Regions from separate parts of the Homo sapiens genome. Here region 2 is linked to region 1. Evidence: chromatin contacts called from ENCODE Hi-C or POLR2A ChIA-PET data. All regions are on one chromosome and are shown on one strand. Each heading gives the region's core, a stretch centred on a gene start or an enhancer-like site at or near the end of the contact. The rest is flanking DNA. Distances are from core to core; before and after follow the strand shown.

Region 1 (7,711 bases), core at 383-2,882:
AAGGTGCTGATGAGGATTTGAAGCACCTAACCTGCAGAAACCCACTGGGTGATTTCCTAGGTTCCAGGGTGGCATTATCTTTCAGAACGATCTTCAAGAAGAGGTCACATGACACTGTTACAAAGGATCTGGAGAAAGAGACCCTTGCTTTATCTCTCCGGCTCTCCAGTCATGCTTCACATTTTCGCTTCTTACACTCTTTCACATGAAGTCCATTTACACACCTCCATCAAGCCCTTAGAGACCTTTTTGCACTATCCATGACAAGTTCTGGATGTCATCTCTGCACTTTTGACAAATTCTTAGCAGTTAACTTACAGGGCAGTTAAGATTTTTGTTCAAGCACAATATAGCTAGAATAGGGTCATATACTCAATAAAACAAATATTTACCAAGCACTTATTGAGTGGAAGATAAAAAGCACAAAGCATAATTACAAAATATTCTCCCCTGCCACCATAAAAGAATTTCTTAAAGGCTTACAGAATATAGCATAACGTGACCAAAACAAAAATAGTAAGGACTGAAGAGGGGAGGAAGGGAAAATATCAGCATGAACTCAATATGACCCAGAAGAGCCTTGATGGTCAGACGTGTAAAGACGAGTTGGGTAGGGTTAAAGGGTGGAGGTCAGGGGCACAGGTCAGGGGCACATTCTACAAGGGAAAAACAGCTGATACAGAAGCCTGAAAGGAAAAGCGGGCAGAGCACCTGTACAGGACTCTTACCTGCGGCATCTACCATACAATGCGCCTTTCCAGAACACAGCAGTGCGCAGCCAGCCCCTGGGGAGAGGGATCACTCAAACAGCACCAGAGGCTGCATTCCAACTTTTCTTCCATCAACGACTCCGTTTTCATTGTTAGTTTCTCCTTCAACACAAACTTGAAACCAATTGGCTGAACACGCGGGAGCAAGGAAAACCTGACTGAAGAATGAGGCGTTAAAACTTAAGGGCCTTGGGTCCTGGCGCGGTGGCTCACACCTGGAATCCCAGCACTTTGGGAGGCAGAGGTGGGTCATTTGAGGTCAGGAGTTTGAGACCAGCCTGGCCAACACGGTGAAACCCCGTCTCTACTAAAAACACAAGTTAGCCAGGCGTGGTGGCGGGCGCCTGTAATCACAGCTACTCGGGAGGCTGAGGCAGCAGAATCGCTTTAACCAGTGGACTGTCAAGAGAGATAGGCTGCAATGAGCCGAGATCGCGCCACTGCACTCCAGCCTGGGTGACAGAGTGAGACTCCCTCAAAAGAAAAAAGAATTTTTTTTTTTTTGAGAGAAGTCTCCCTCTTATCCCCCAAGTTTGAGTGCAACGGCTGGATCTCAGCTCACTGCAACCTCCGCCTCCCGGGTTCAAACGATTCTCCTGCCTCTGCCTCCCAAGTAGCCGCGATTAAATCTCCTGCCAACACGCCTGGATAAGTTTTGTATATTTTAGTAGAGACGGAGTTTCACCATGTTGGCCAGGCTGGTCTCTAACTCCTGACCTCAGGTGATCGCCCGCCTCTGCCTCCCAAAGGGATTACAGGCGTGAGCCACTGCGCCCAGCCAAAATACCGAAAATCTTAAAGGTCTTTCCCCTTCCCCGCCTGGGCTCAAAAAACGCCGGAGCCGCCCTGCACCGCCCTGTCGCGGTCTCCGGAGCAGGCTGGCCGACTGAGGGCGACCATGGGTCCCAAGAAGGCTCCGGCAGTCGCGGGCTCCCACCTCGGGGCGCGGCGACGGGGGCCTAGAGGGGCCAACAGCCCCCAAGCTTACGCCACGCGAGGAGTCGGAGAGACGCGCCCTCCCCTCTCCTCCCACCCAAGCCTCCGGCAGTCCCGGGCCGGGGCTGGGCCAGTTGCGGGAGAAAGGGGCGGGGAACTGGGGCCTCTCTGGGGAAGGCTCCCCTTTGTCCTGGGACTCCGGGCGCCCCCTCTCTGCCCTCGCCCTGCCCCGCGAGGCCGCCGCCGGGCGCCTCACAGTCATGTTGCAGTGGAGCGTGAGCGGGGGCTGCGGCTCCTGGTTCTTGTGGAAGATAGTCCCAGAAACTTCCCTTTGGCCTTGAACCCTGACACGGACATCTTCCACTCATCTACGGCGGGAGGGGCGCGGAAGGGGAGCCTGTCCGGAGCCGCTGTCACGGCCGCGACTACCCAGCGGGGCCGCCCAGCCGAGCTTTCGCGACTCTGCCTCTGCCTGCCGCCTGGACCCTTGTGGGAGCGCGGCTGGAAAATGGCAAGGGCACGGAGGCCTTGGCGGGAGCTGTGTGGCGGCCTGGGGGGCTGCTCCCTTTGTAACCGACTCCACCCACAGGAGGCGCGGCTCCTGTCAAGCCGCAGCTTCAAAGGGCAACATAACCACTGCCCCCACTACCGCCTGGGAAAGGGCTGCCCCTACCCTGCCCCCGTCACCCTCACCCCTCACCCCTCAACCAGGCGGGCCCTGCGCGCACCAGTTTCGGCGGGTGCACGAGTCCAGAGCGTGCGCGCGCTCCCGGCTGCCCCCTCCTCCCTTGACCCAGCACCTTTCTGCCCGACCCATCTGGTTCCTTCCTCACACTCGCCGACTGGAAGCTCAGGGCGGCACAGCCACTAACTCTCTCTCTCTCTCTCTCTCTCTCTCTCTCTCTCTCTCTCTCTCTCTCTCTGTGTGTGTGTGTGTGTGTGTGTGTGTGTGTGTGTGTGTGTGTCCCAAGGGAACAGAGCACTGCTGAGTTCAGGCAGATGATAACTCGTTCCTGGACGGTCAGCAAAATACAGTCCCAAGAAGGCTCTGTGCTGATTTGTCTTTTGCGGTGACATCATGTTGCTCATGTTTTATGTTTTTCGGAGTTCATTAGTTTCTTTTTGTTCTCAGTTAATATCCAGCTCAATAGATTGTGTAAGTAGAATACCCCCAAACTGAAAGTCACCTACATAAAATATAGTGAAAAATATGTCACCCACTTAAACTGTAGTTGAAAACATGTACACTTTAGTTTTGCGTAGTCAACACTGGATCCCAGGGCTAGACTGCCTGGGTTCAAGTTCCAACGTAGCCACTTGCTGGCTGTGAAATACTTGACAGCTTTAAGCCCCAGTTTCTTTTTTTGTTTTAACTTCATCCCGAATGTGATAGTAAGTCTCAGTTTCTTGATCTGAAAAAGAGAAATGATTCAATGAGAGTCTAGTGAAAACTTTAAAGTTTTTAAAGCGACTACCTGGCTAAGGAAAGTCCTCAGCCTTAGCCGTTATTAGCTATGATTATTATTGTGTTGGCTACACGTGCACTAATGAGGCAGGAAAATGCTCAAGGATAACAACCAAGTATGCAAATTATCTCATCAGACCGAGAGGGAGGCATATGTGTGCATGCTCACGTTTCAGCTCAGAGCCCTTTGTCTAGAAGGCTCTTGAACTCAGAGGTCCAGGCACTATCAGCTTTGCAGTGGAGCCATCACTTTTGTTGATCAATGAAATTGACATAATGCTTTTTTTTTTAAAGCACCAACCGTGTGCCTCAAGCTAACTGTCAAGAAAAGCATGCGTCAGTTGGCTGGAGTGAGCAATTCAACTCGTGGAGGAATGAGAAATGTTAGCGTTGAGACGAGAAACATAAAACCCCAGGTTAAGGTAGGAATCACTGAAAGTCAGGCAAAGGAACTGACATCCAGTAATGAGTTAGGCTTTGCCGGGCTCTGGCCCTACAGATGGCTCTTTGGAGAGGAAAAAATTAAGCCAGGCCTGAGGGCACAGATCCTAAGGGAATGCTGGCAGCTCTGGGCTGTCTATGGAAGAGAAGCAGAGGGTAGCGCCTGGTTGAAAGAGGGTGCTGGGGGACATAGCTTGAGCCTGTGTTTACAGATGGAGTCCCCTGATTCCTGAGACTGGGAAAAGAGATCGTGCCCGGATCAGGGGACCTCAAATCACAACTCTTCCCACCCACACCCCTTCTTTTCAGGGCGTCTGTCGCTGCAAACTACAGGTAAACTAGTTGGAAAGCTCCGCAGATTCTCACGGTGGTGCCCAGCAGGCCAGCCCTAGCTGCCCTTTAACCTGTGACTGAGGATGATGCCACTGGCCTGTAAGCACACATTGGAAAATCTTTACACCCATAGACACGCCATGCCCCACAGAGACAGCTGTGCAGGGTTCTTTAGGTTTGGGGTGCTGTGCTGGCAGTTGCCTTATAAATATGTAGGATTAAAATGGGATGCCCTGGAGCTTAGCTAACCTTTATCCTCCCCCCACTCCCCACCCCCAAAATGAAGGGGCTGCTAGTTTTGTTTGCTTTATGAAAGATGGATCTGTCATTGTTTTTAGAACCTTTGGAGAAAGATTTCTTGGGAGGAAGCGATCCTGAACCCCCAGAGATTTTTCTCATTTACTGGCGCACCAGCTTTAGAGTCCTAGGTCTTCATCTTGGCCCAGCCACCCTCCAACTGTGTGACCTTTGAGAAGCTGTTTGACTAAACTGAATCTCGTTGTCACCTATGAGTGGAGGTTGCTACGTTGTTACTGTGTGGAGCACCTACCCCCAGGCACTCTTATAGGGTGATGGTGAAGATTCAATGCAACAATAAGGCGGAAGGAGGAGGCTGGCTTGAAGCCGGGAGTTCAAGACTAGCCTGGGCAACAAAGCCAAACCTCATTTATTTAAAATGTTTATTTAAAGATGTTTATTTAAAAATTAGCTGGACTTGGTGGCTTATGCCTGTAGTCCCAGCTACTCGGGAGGCTGAGGTGAGACCAATTGAGCCCAGGAGTTTGAGGATGCAGTGAGCCGTGATCGCACCACTGCACTCCAGCCCAGGCAACAGAAAGAGACCCTATCTCAAAGAAATGAATAAGTAAATAAATAAATAAACAAACAAATAAAATAATGCATGCAATCGGTACACTAGTACATGCTCAGGCACATGATAAATGCTCGATAAATGGTAGCCCCAGTAAACTTTGTAATGTTTTGGGAGAGGATGTCCTTTGGACTCAGCCCGGTGACAAAAGCATTTGAAAAGACTGATGTGTATGATGGCTATTTCCTACAGGTACAAGTCTGTACCTCCAGGGACCCAAGGCATTGGCTCGACTGGGTAACTTGTTCTGTTTACTCTTGTTTTGGGCAGCACCGATTGCCCTAGGGCTAAGCAGGACTGCCACCCCAGACTCGATTGCCAACAGTATCCCCCTCCCCAAGCTAGCCATGGGAAAGCCACTTGCATCGTAAGACTACAGAAAATCAAAGGGAAGAAAAAGCACAATTTAGTCAGCTACTCTCCAGTTGATGGGCAATAAGTTTTTGCTATTTTGAACAGAGCTGCATGCCTTGTCCACATCCCCTGTTTTATATAGTCAAGAATTTGTCTTGGATGTAGAGTAGAGTTGCTGGGCGGGGAGGAGTGTGAATATTCAACCTTATGAGATGGAGCCAAACTGTTTTCCAAGGTGGTCATACCAGTGTATGCTCCCAGCAGCAGGCAGCAGTTCTTTTTTTTTTTTTTTTGAGACAGGGTCCGCCCAGGCTAGAGTGCCGTGGCACGATCTTGGCTCATTGCAAGCTCTGCCACCTGGGTTCACCCCATTCTCTTGCCTCAACCTCCTGAGTAGCTGGGACTACAGGTGCCCGCCGCCATGCGTGGCTAATTTTTTCTTATTTTTTTAGTAGAGACGGGGTTTCACTGTGTTAGCCAGGATGGTCTCGACCTCCTGACCTTGTGATCCACCTGCCTCGGCCTCCCAAAGTGCTGGGATTACAGGTGTGAGTCACTGCGCCCGGCCCAACAGCAGTTCTTAAGAGATCTCCAGGATCTCTATCTTCTGGTGATGTCACAAGCAGTCAAAAGAATAAAAGCCAGCTATAAGCAACAATAAGAATCTGAACAATATACTATTAAGGGGAAAAAAACAAATTCCAGAAGGATGCATACAGCATACTTTATATAACTTGGAAAAGGAAATGTATATATAGGCCGGGCATGGTGGCTCATGCCTGTAATCTCAGCACTTTGGGAGGCTGAGGCAGGAGGATTGCTTGAGGCCAGGAATTCAAGACCAGCCTGGACAACACAGCAAAACCCTGTCTCTACAGAAACTAGAAAAATTAGCTGGGTGTGGTTGTGCAGGCTCCTAGTCCCAGCTACTCATAAGGCTGAGGTGGGAGGATGTCTTGAGTTTAGGTGTTCAAGGTAACAGTGAGCCATGGTTGCACCACTGCACTCCAGCCTGGGCAACAGAATGAGACCCTGTCTCTAAAGAAAAAAAAAAAGGAAATAAGTAAAATTTAACAACAAACTGTGGGCCGGGTGCGATGTCTCGCACCCATAATCCCAGCACTTTGCGGGGCCGAGATGGGCAGTTCAGGACGTCAGGAGTTGAAGACCAGCCTGATTAACATGGTGAAATGACGTCTCTACTAAAAATACAAAACTTAGCCAGGCGTGGTGGAGCATGCCTGTAATTCCAGCTACTCAGGAGGCTGAGGTAGGAGAATCGTTTGAACCTGGGAGGCAGAGGTTGCAGTGAGCTGAGATTGCACGACTGCACTCCAGCCTGGGTGACAGAGCAAGACTCTGTCTGCAAATAAAATAAAATAAAATAAAGTAATATAAAATAATTTTTTTAAAAGTTGGGTTTTTGAAAAGACACACAACCTTGACAAACAAAAGGAAACATGACAACTGATACTACAGAAACTCAGGCCAGGCGCGGTGGCTCACGCCTGTAATCGCAGCACTTTGGGAGGCTGAGACAGGTGGATCATGAGGTCAGGAGATCGAGACCATCCTGGCTAACACAGTGAAATCCCGTCTCTACTAAAAATAACAAAAATTAACCGGGCGTGGTGGCAGATGCTTATAGTCCCAGCTACTCAGGAGGCTGAGGCAGGAGAATGCCGTGAACCCCGGAGGCAGAGCTTGCAGTGAGCCAAGATCACGCCACTGCACTCCAGCCTGGGAGACAGAGCGAGACTCCACCTCAAAAAACACACAAACAAACAAACAAAACCTCAAAGGATCACTAGTGGCTATTATCAGCAACTATAGGCAAAGAAATAGGAAAACCTATTAAAAATGGATAAATTTCCAGACACAACCAGACTACCCAGATTGAACCATGACGAAAGCCAAAACCTGAACAGACCAATAACAAATAATGGGATGAAAGTGGTAGTAAAAATCTCCCAGCAAAGAAAAGCCTGGGACCTGATGATTCACTGCTGAATTCTAGCAAACATTTAAAGAAGAACTAATACCCACCTTACCCAAACGATTCCAAAAACAGAGAAGAAGGGAATACTTCCAAACTCTTTCTACAAGGCTAGTGTCACCCTGATACCAAAACCAAAGATATATCCAAAAAAGAAAACTACAGGCCAATATCACTGATGAATATTGATGCAAAAATCCTCAACAAAATATGAGCTAACTGAATTCCACAACGCATTAAAGTTGGGGTGCAGTGTTGCAGGTTCACTCAACCCTTCCCGTTTTCCTCTCTGTGTGTGTCTCCTTTGCCGTGTTCCATGGTGGCAGCGGCGGTGGCAGTGTTGGTGCATGGGCCTCCCAGGGCAAGGGGAAAGTGAGTATGCCCTTTTCTTGCCTCCTGCCAGGCGTCTGCAGCCTGGCACAAGCTCTGGCCAGGTCTCCAAGCAAGGGAGCTGGAGATGTTCTTTTCCAATTTCTGGATTGGTAACTTGAGGCAAATTCTGGGCACTAGAGTCAGAACTTAGACGAGACTGAATCAGGGGAGTC
Region 2 (7,121 bases), core at 2,938-5,437, 300 kb before region 1:
GCTTTTAAAAATGCCTTTAGGAGAAATAATCTATGATTAATCACACTAAGATGTAAAAGACTATCCAGAGGCCTCTTCCCCACAGGTCTCCCTCCTCACCAAAGAACACCCCTCAATAAGTAACTATTTTATAGATTCTCGACCTTGGAGATAATTTCAGATGAGATTAAATCACTTGCCCAAAAACCCTTAGTTACTAACAGGCTTAGCGTTGCGACTTACAGTAATAGTGCCTTTCCCACTGTAACACCAAGCTGTGCATCTTAAGAGTATGCTAGTGGGCAGAGGAGATGCTAGAATGAGCATCTCATGACTCATACATAGGTGGTAGGTTTCTGGGTGACTTGCTCAAGGCAAAAAGAATTTCAGACAGTATATAAAACTGAAGGAGAGAGAGGTAGTTACAGGAAGCAAAAAAGGGAGTCCTTTCAAAATACCTTTTCTCTCATTTCTACCCTCATTATGCTCCAAGAACAAGAATGGTAAATATAACGCAGAAGTCTCCAAAGTTAAGGGGTATTAAGCTGGTAGTGAAAAAATACTTAGATGAGCAAGAAATAGTAAACACAGCATTTGAACCTGGCAAAGAAAAGTCAAATTACGCCGGGCATGGTGGCTCACGCCTGTAATCCCAGCACTTTGGGAGGCCGAGGTGGGCGGATCACCTGGGTCAGGAGTTCAAGACCAGCCTGGCCGACATGGCGAAACCCCGTCTCAACTAAAAATACAAAAATTACCCGGGCGTGGTGGTGGGTGCTTGTAATCCCAGCTACTCAGGAGGCTGAGGCAGGAGAATAGCTTGAACCCGGGAGGTGGAGGTTGTGGTGAGTCAAGATCTTGCCACTGTACTCCAGCCTGGGAGACAAGAGCAAGACTCCGTCTCAAAAAAAAAAAAAGAAAAGAAAAGTCAAATTACACCCTTCCAATTTAAAAAGTGTATGCTCCCAGTAAAAGTACCATTTGTATTAGGTTTAAGGTGTTTAATTAAAAAACATTATATTCCTAAATACATTTTCCAGAAAGCACCAAATTAACTAACATGGATCAACAAATATAATGATTGATAAAACATCAACATAATACTGACTAGTGTAATGTTATGATGCATCTTGTTGTTACTAGACAATACTTTTTTTTTTTTTTTTCCCTGAGACAGGGTCTTGCTTTGTCACCCAGGCTGGAGTGCAGTGATATGATCATGGCTCACTGCAGCCTCCAACTTCTGGACTCAAGGAATCCTCTCACCTCAGCCTCCCAAGCAGCTGTGACTACAGGCGCATGCCACTACACCTGCCTAATTTTATTTTATTTTATTTTTGAGATGGAGTCTCACTCTGTCGCCCAGGCTGGAAGGCAGTGGTGCGATCTCGGCTCACTGCAACCTCTGCCTCCTGGGTTCAACCGATTCTCCTGCCTCAGCCTCCCAAGTAGCTGGAACTACAGGCGTGTGACACCACGCCCAGCTAATTTTTTGTATTTTAAGTAGAGACAGGGTTTCATCGTGTTAGCCAGGATGGTCTCGATCTCCTGACCTTGTGATCCACCTGCCTCAGCCTCCCAAAGTGCTAGGATTACAGGCATGACCCACTGGCCCTAATTTTAAAATGTTTTGTAGAGATGGAGTCTTGGTATGTTGCCCAGGCTGGTCTCAAACTTCTGGGCTCAAGCTTTCCTCCTACCGTTGGCCTCCCAAAGTGCTGGGATTACAGGTGTGAGCCACACCAGTTCTGTGGCTGCACTGAAGTGCAGTGGCACAATCTCGGCTCACTGTAGCCTTGACCTCTTGGGCTTAAGCGATCTTCCCACCCCAGCCTCCCAAGTAGCTGGGACTACAGACACATGCCACCATGCCTGGCAAAATATTTTAAATTTTTTGTAGAGATATGGTCTCGCTATGTTGCCTAGGCTGCTCTCGAACTCCTGGCTTCCAGAGATCCTCCTGTCTTGGCCTCCCAAAGTGTTGGGATTACCAACCCTGCCTAGCCCCACCATCCACCCTTCTGTTCAGTGCCCTACATAAATCCTGCAATTGTTAGTTTTTCGCAGAAGCTTTACCCAGTTCAGTTCTGCATTCATCCACTGTACTAACGAAGAGTGTCATATATATTTTTTGTTGTTAATCTCATAACCCAAACTAGATTAATCTCCCTAAGGTTGGTTGTCCTGGCACATTTTTTATTTTATTTTTATTATTTTTTATTTCAATAGGTTTTTGGGGAACAAGTGGTGTTTGGTTACATGAATCAGTTCTTCAGGGGTGATTTCCGAGATTCTGGTGCACCCATTACCTGAGCAGTGAACACTGTATCCAATGTGTAGTCTTCTATCCTTCATCCCCCTCCCACTCTCTTTCTACCAAGTCCCCAAAGTCCATAGTGTCATTCTTGCGGCACATTTCTTTTGTATAGCCAATTGGGTCTACCACCCTGTTGGGCATACAGGCAATCGAAAGCTTTGTAACTGATGAATGACATTTAAAAGCTCTGCTATAGATAAGTATAAACTGCTGATTTCTTACTAAGTGATTTTGCTTTTGAAATTTATTCCTTGTCAAGGAGGTATTAGTTTAAGTATAACCATTTCAAGTACAGAATAACCACTCAATAAGTTTTAGGGATGAAAACATTTAACATGTAATTTTTTATTTTAAAGTAATACATAAGTTGCTAAGACTAACACTTTCAAAACTTTCAGGAAAGGATATAAAGGAATTGAAAACATAAATTATAACACACATAAAGCTTATGAACTCCATTTATCTTAAAATAGTCAATGGATTTTTTGCTCAGGCACAAACCTTAAGTATAATCATCAAGAGCAGAAAACTTGAATGAATGGTGTGTGAATGAATGTATGTGTACACAAAAGCACACTCAGGTCTCCGAAGTTTAAGTAAATGAAATGAAAGGGCTTTGTAAACTAAAAAGAGCCACAGATAAAGGAGGTAGTAGAGCAACAGAGTTAAAAGCGTGGAGCCAGCCTGCTCGGGTGTTAATTATATTAGCTGTGTAACCCTGTACGGTACAAAAGTTACAATACTAAAATTTCCTGTGCCTTAGTTTCTTCACTGTCAAAATGGGGACAACAGTATATATCCCAAAGTAAAGCTCTTAATACGCCCAGCGCATAGAAAGCACAAAATAAATATTGCCCATCATTATGATCACACTGGCTAATATTATTATTGGCTAATATTAGTTATTAGCCAAGTAAAAGCCTCAATGGATGACGTTTCAATTCAAGTCTGAAGCTGGCTATCCAAAGAAACTCCAAAAAACCCAGCAGATTTAAGCTATTAGGTGGACTAGTTTCTCATAATTCTCGCAAGTGCTGAACTGATGATTATTACACACCTAATTTCTCTTACAATTTTTTTTAAATCAGCAAAGAAACTGACATAGGTATCTCTGTTTTCAAGGAACTTTATAAGCCACAAGAAAACAAACCAACTCTTTGTTATCTCCATATTTAAGCAATATAAGAGCGTAGTAAAAGCCTAGATACTTTACAGAACAACTTTTCAGAAAATACAGTAAGGTTTTTAAAGTTGCAATCGACAATTCTTATGCAGTTATGTCAAGTTTTTGTCCTGCGAAACAAAAGCTCATCCGTCAGGAATCCGAGGACCCGTCGGAAAATAAGGAAATGCCTGGGCCGGGCCTAGGCGCTCTGCGGAAAACCTGTCCTCAAAAATGCTCGCCCCACACTCGTTCTGTCCTTCCCCTTCCCCAGGTGCAGCTGTCGACTCCACCCGAAGATAAATAAGTGACAACAGGTTCGGTCCACGCCTCTCCCGGCCCAGTCCCCTGGAGCCCCCCAGCGCCCGCTGCCCGACTCTCCCCGCAGGGACCGGCAGAGGGGCTCCGCCCCGGCCTTGCCGCCCCGCCCCGGGACCCGGCAGCGCTGCCGCGAGCCCGGCCGAGCCGAGGCCGCCGCGGGGCCTGCAGGTGGGCCCAGGGCGCGGCCAAGCCCGGCTGGAGTAGCCCTGCCAGGGCAGGGCAGCTGCGGGCGCGGGGCTCGCACCGGCTCGGCAGTCACTTACCGGCGCCTCATGGTACCGCGGCGCCTCAGCCCAGCCTCGGCGCTGACGACCAGCGCCCGGCAGCCTAGAGAGTCCCTCGGCTTCTGGGCCGAGTCCCACTCAGGGCCATTCAAACGCGGCCGCGCGCGCGGCCCGCCGGGATAGCTGGCGCTGTGGGCGGCTCGCGGGCTCCGCCCAACGTTGGCTCCGCCCCTCTGGGGGTCGCTAAGGGCCGGAGGGGAAAAGGACCTGTGGCCACAGTGCCCCCTGGTGGCTAGAGCTTCGCACGGTAGCCTTGCTATGGCGCGAGAAGTGATACTGCGATAGGAACTGAGGGTGGGTAAAGGTCAACGAATGACCGACCGTGCGCTAGGAACAACCTAGTGTGGGAGACCGTGCCTTAGTGGTGTACCAGGAGGTGCAAACAATTTCCTATAAAGTTATGGTTCCGGGAGAGATTTATTCATTCACACCTATTTAAATACACTAAGAGTCTGGGCACAGTGGCTCACACCTGTAATCCCAGCACTTTGGGAGGCCGAGGCAGGAGGTTCACCTAAGCCCAGGAATTCAAGACCAGCCTGGACGACATGGGGACAACTACCCCCCACCCCCCACCTCCGCCCCCGTCTCTATAAAAATAAAAATGATACTAATAAACGCTCTAAGGCATAGTTTCTAAAAGCATGGATTGTGGAACTATGTGACCTTGAGCAAGTCACATAAACTCCTAGGTGCTTTGCTTTCCCCTTCTGTAAAATGGGGACAATAACAATAGTATCTGTCTCTTAGTGTTGTGAGGATTAAATGAATTAATACATATAAAATGCTTAGAGGAGTGCCCGGCATATGGTAAGCCCTTCGTGTTTGTTAGTCATCATTTTTTTAGTTCCTATTATGTGCCAAACTTTGTGCTAGACTCTTAAGAACACAAGAAATGTACATGATGCAGAACCTGTCCTCAGGAAGCTGGTTCGGTCTTGTTGGGATGGGGAACACTAAATTAGATTATGAGGTTAGGGTTGGGTCTGTAGATGATGAACTTTTAATTACTGAGGGCAGTTCTCTTCATTAGAACCAGGCTGCTCACCTTCATAGATAAGCCACCGGTCAAGGTTAGCCAAGCTGTGACAGGAGCAAGTTTGTCTATGGTGGTTCTCTCGCCCCTTGCAGAAACCAACCAAGCAGTGCCTTTGGTGGAAATACTTCCTCACCACAAGACTACATCCCTTGGCTTGCTTTTTCAGGCACTCATTTCGGAACTCAAGGCTTGCCTAGGGAGCAGGCTGCTTAAGTTTGGTTTAACAATCTTTTTGAAGGCCCGCCATGTGCCAGGCAAATTGTGCCTGGTGCTGGAAATCGCCTGAAGCAGCTCTCAGTGGCTTGAAAAACAGGAAAAGAGATCATTCCAATACACTGCAGTGATAAAAGGTATCTCCTAAATGCCGTGGGAGTTCCGAGCAATGGGAGGCCTGTCAGATAAACTGATCAGAACTAAGATGTCATCAGGTTGTTATAACTTTATGTATTTTTCCTCCCTAGTAACAGAGTCCTTACTTAATCAAAAAAAAAAAAAAAGTCATGTTGAAAATTGAGGCAAGACCTTAGGGCAGTGGGAAAATAGTTTTAGGATATTTGGCATAAGCAACACCTTTGAGAGCTTCTCGATTGTACCAAGCATAAGCAAGGCACATACATGCCTATGTGTGGGGCCACATCTGTTAACAGGTGGTACTGTTGAGAGAGTCCAGCTAGGTGAGTAAAGGAAGCTGGAGCCCTAGGTTCCATGTATGTACAATAAAGAATATTTCCTGAATATGACTTCCACTAAGTAGATGTGTTGTTTTAAAGAAAATAAAAATTCAACACACATGGGTGAAGTCACTTTCTCTCAAGTCATTTCTTCATCATCATGAACAGGAATTTCTTGATGACCCACTATGCAAAAGGCACTGTGCTGGCCTCTCATCAGAAGAATAGGGTAAAAAGAGTGTACTATATGATCGTTATCCTCAAGGGAGGCTAAAGAATTAAGACAAGTAATGGAGTCCTGGAACTCAGGGAATCTGCTGTGTTAACACAGAAGAATCTCAGCTAATACAAGGCCTCCAGTTGCTGGAGGCCAGAGAAGAACCTTGATATTCTCATTTCTGGAGCTTGTTAGGGCACAGGATCTCAGGCAGGTTAATCTCCAGAGCCAAGTTATAAAGTTTGTATCAGTGATGGGCAGCCCAGGCCCTCACATCTCATAATTTCACATAAAAATAAGGAAAACTGCCTTTGCATTGCTACTTTTGGAATATATACAAATACTGTCATTTTAGTGATGAAAATGCAAGGCAACTTTCTTCATTGATACTTTTCCTATCAATAAAGTTGAATTTTTCCCCCTTGGGGCTCAATAAAATTTGAATTCTTACTAAAAAAAGGTACAGCCCATACATTAAAAAAATCCCTACATCAGTGTTTGTGTACAAAAAGGTGGTTTACTGATAGCCTTCGTGGTGGGCAGTCTCCAAGGGTGTCTACTCCTCTGGCCATTCCTTCATTCCTTCCTTCTGAGAGAACACGCAGCTAAGTTAGCCTTCCTGCCTCACATCCCCCTCTCTACGGGGTGCAGAATCATTCAAGGACACAGTGTAGAGTGACCCACATGAGAAAAGAGCTGCCATGCAGTCCTGTGTACACTGCTTGATGGCAAGCAGGGGAGGGATGGTGGAGCTGGGCCTGATGAACTGGAGAGGACAGACAGGATGTTCCTGACAGAGAGGTGGAAATGCAAAGTAAGTTCTAGTACTGCAGTCTATTCTGATTTGAGTGGAGGGAAAAGTGCTTGCAAGAGTCACAGGAGTGAAGACTGAAAAGGTACGTAAGGCACCTGATAGGTTGCGAAGACCTGGAATTATCAAGCAAAGTGTTTGAGGTGCAAGGAGACAGCAAAGACAATTGAGCAGGGGAATGACTAAGTCAGTTCTTTAGAAGGATTGATCTGTTTGGGAGGCCAAGGTGAAAGGATCGCTTAAGGCCAGGAGTTTGAGACCAGGCTGGGCAACATTTCAACACCTCAACTCTACAAAAAATTTAAAAAATAGTCGGGCAT

Evidence for each region. Hi-C counts contacts between places; a loop is a spot of excess contacts on that map. ChIA-PET counts read pairs that join two places held with the same protein, here RNA polymerase II (POLR2A). Pooled maps may share reads with other maps.
Region 2: a pooled map shows a loop between it and region 1 (3-fold over the local background). The contact joins the promoter of KATNBL1 here to the enhancer-like site in region 1. A Hi-C loop is called at or near these places in 6 of 50 pooled maps. POLR2A ChIA-PET finds 5 or more read pairs at or near these places in 2 of 52 experiments (HEK293T and Panc1).

The regions. Positions count from the first base shown.
Region 1 is chr15:34,512,704-34,520,414 of GRCh38, forward strand. No RefSeq gene overlaps it. Among named protein-coding and RNA genes, the nearest start is that of MIR1233-2, 12 kb to the right of the region's middle. RefSeq lists silencers at 1,649-1,888, 2,319-2,548. Within about 2 kb of position 1,633, at least 15 of the 41 ENCODE cell types and tissues checked have a DNase peak (open chromatin) inside an H3K27ac peak, as active enhancers do.
Region 2 is chr15:34,205,909-34,213,029 of GRCh38, forward strand. KATNBL1 (katanin regulatory subunit B1 like 1) reads right to left here and starts at 4,188. Exons shown (of 10, transcript NM_024713.3): 1 at 4,043-4,188. RefSeq lists a silencer at 3,733-4,132.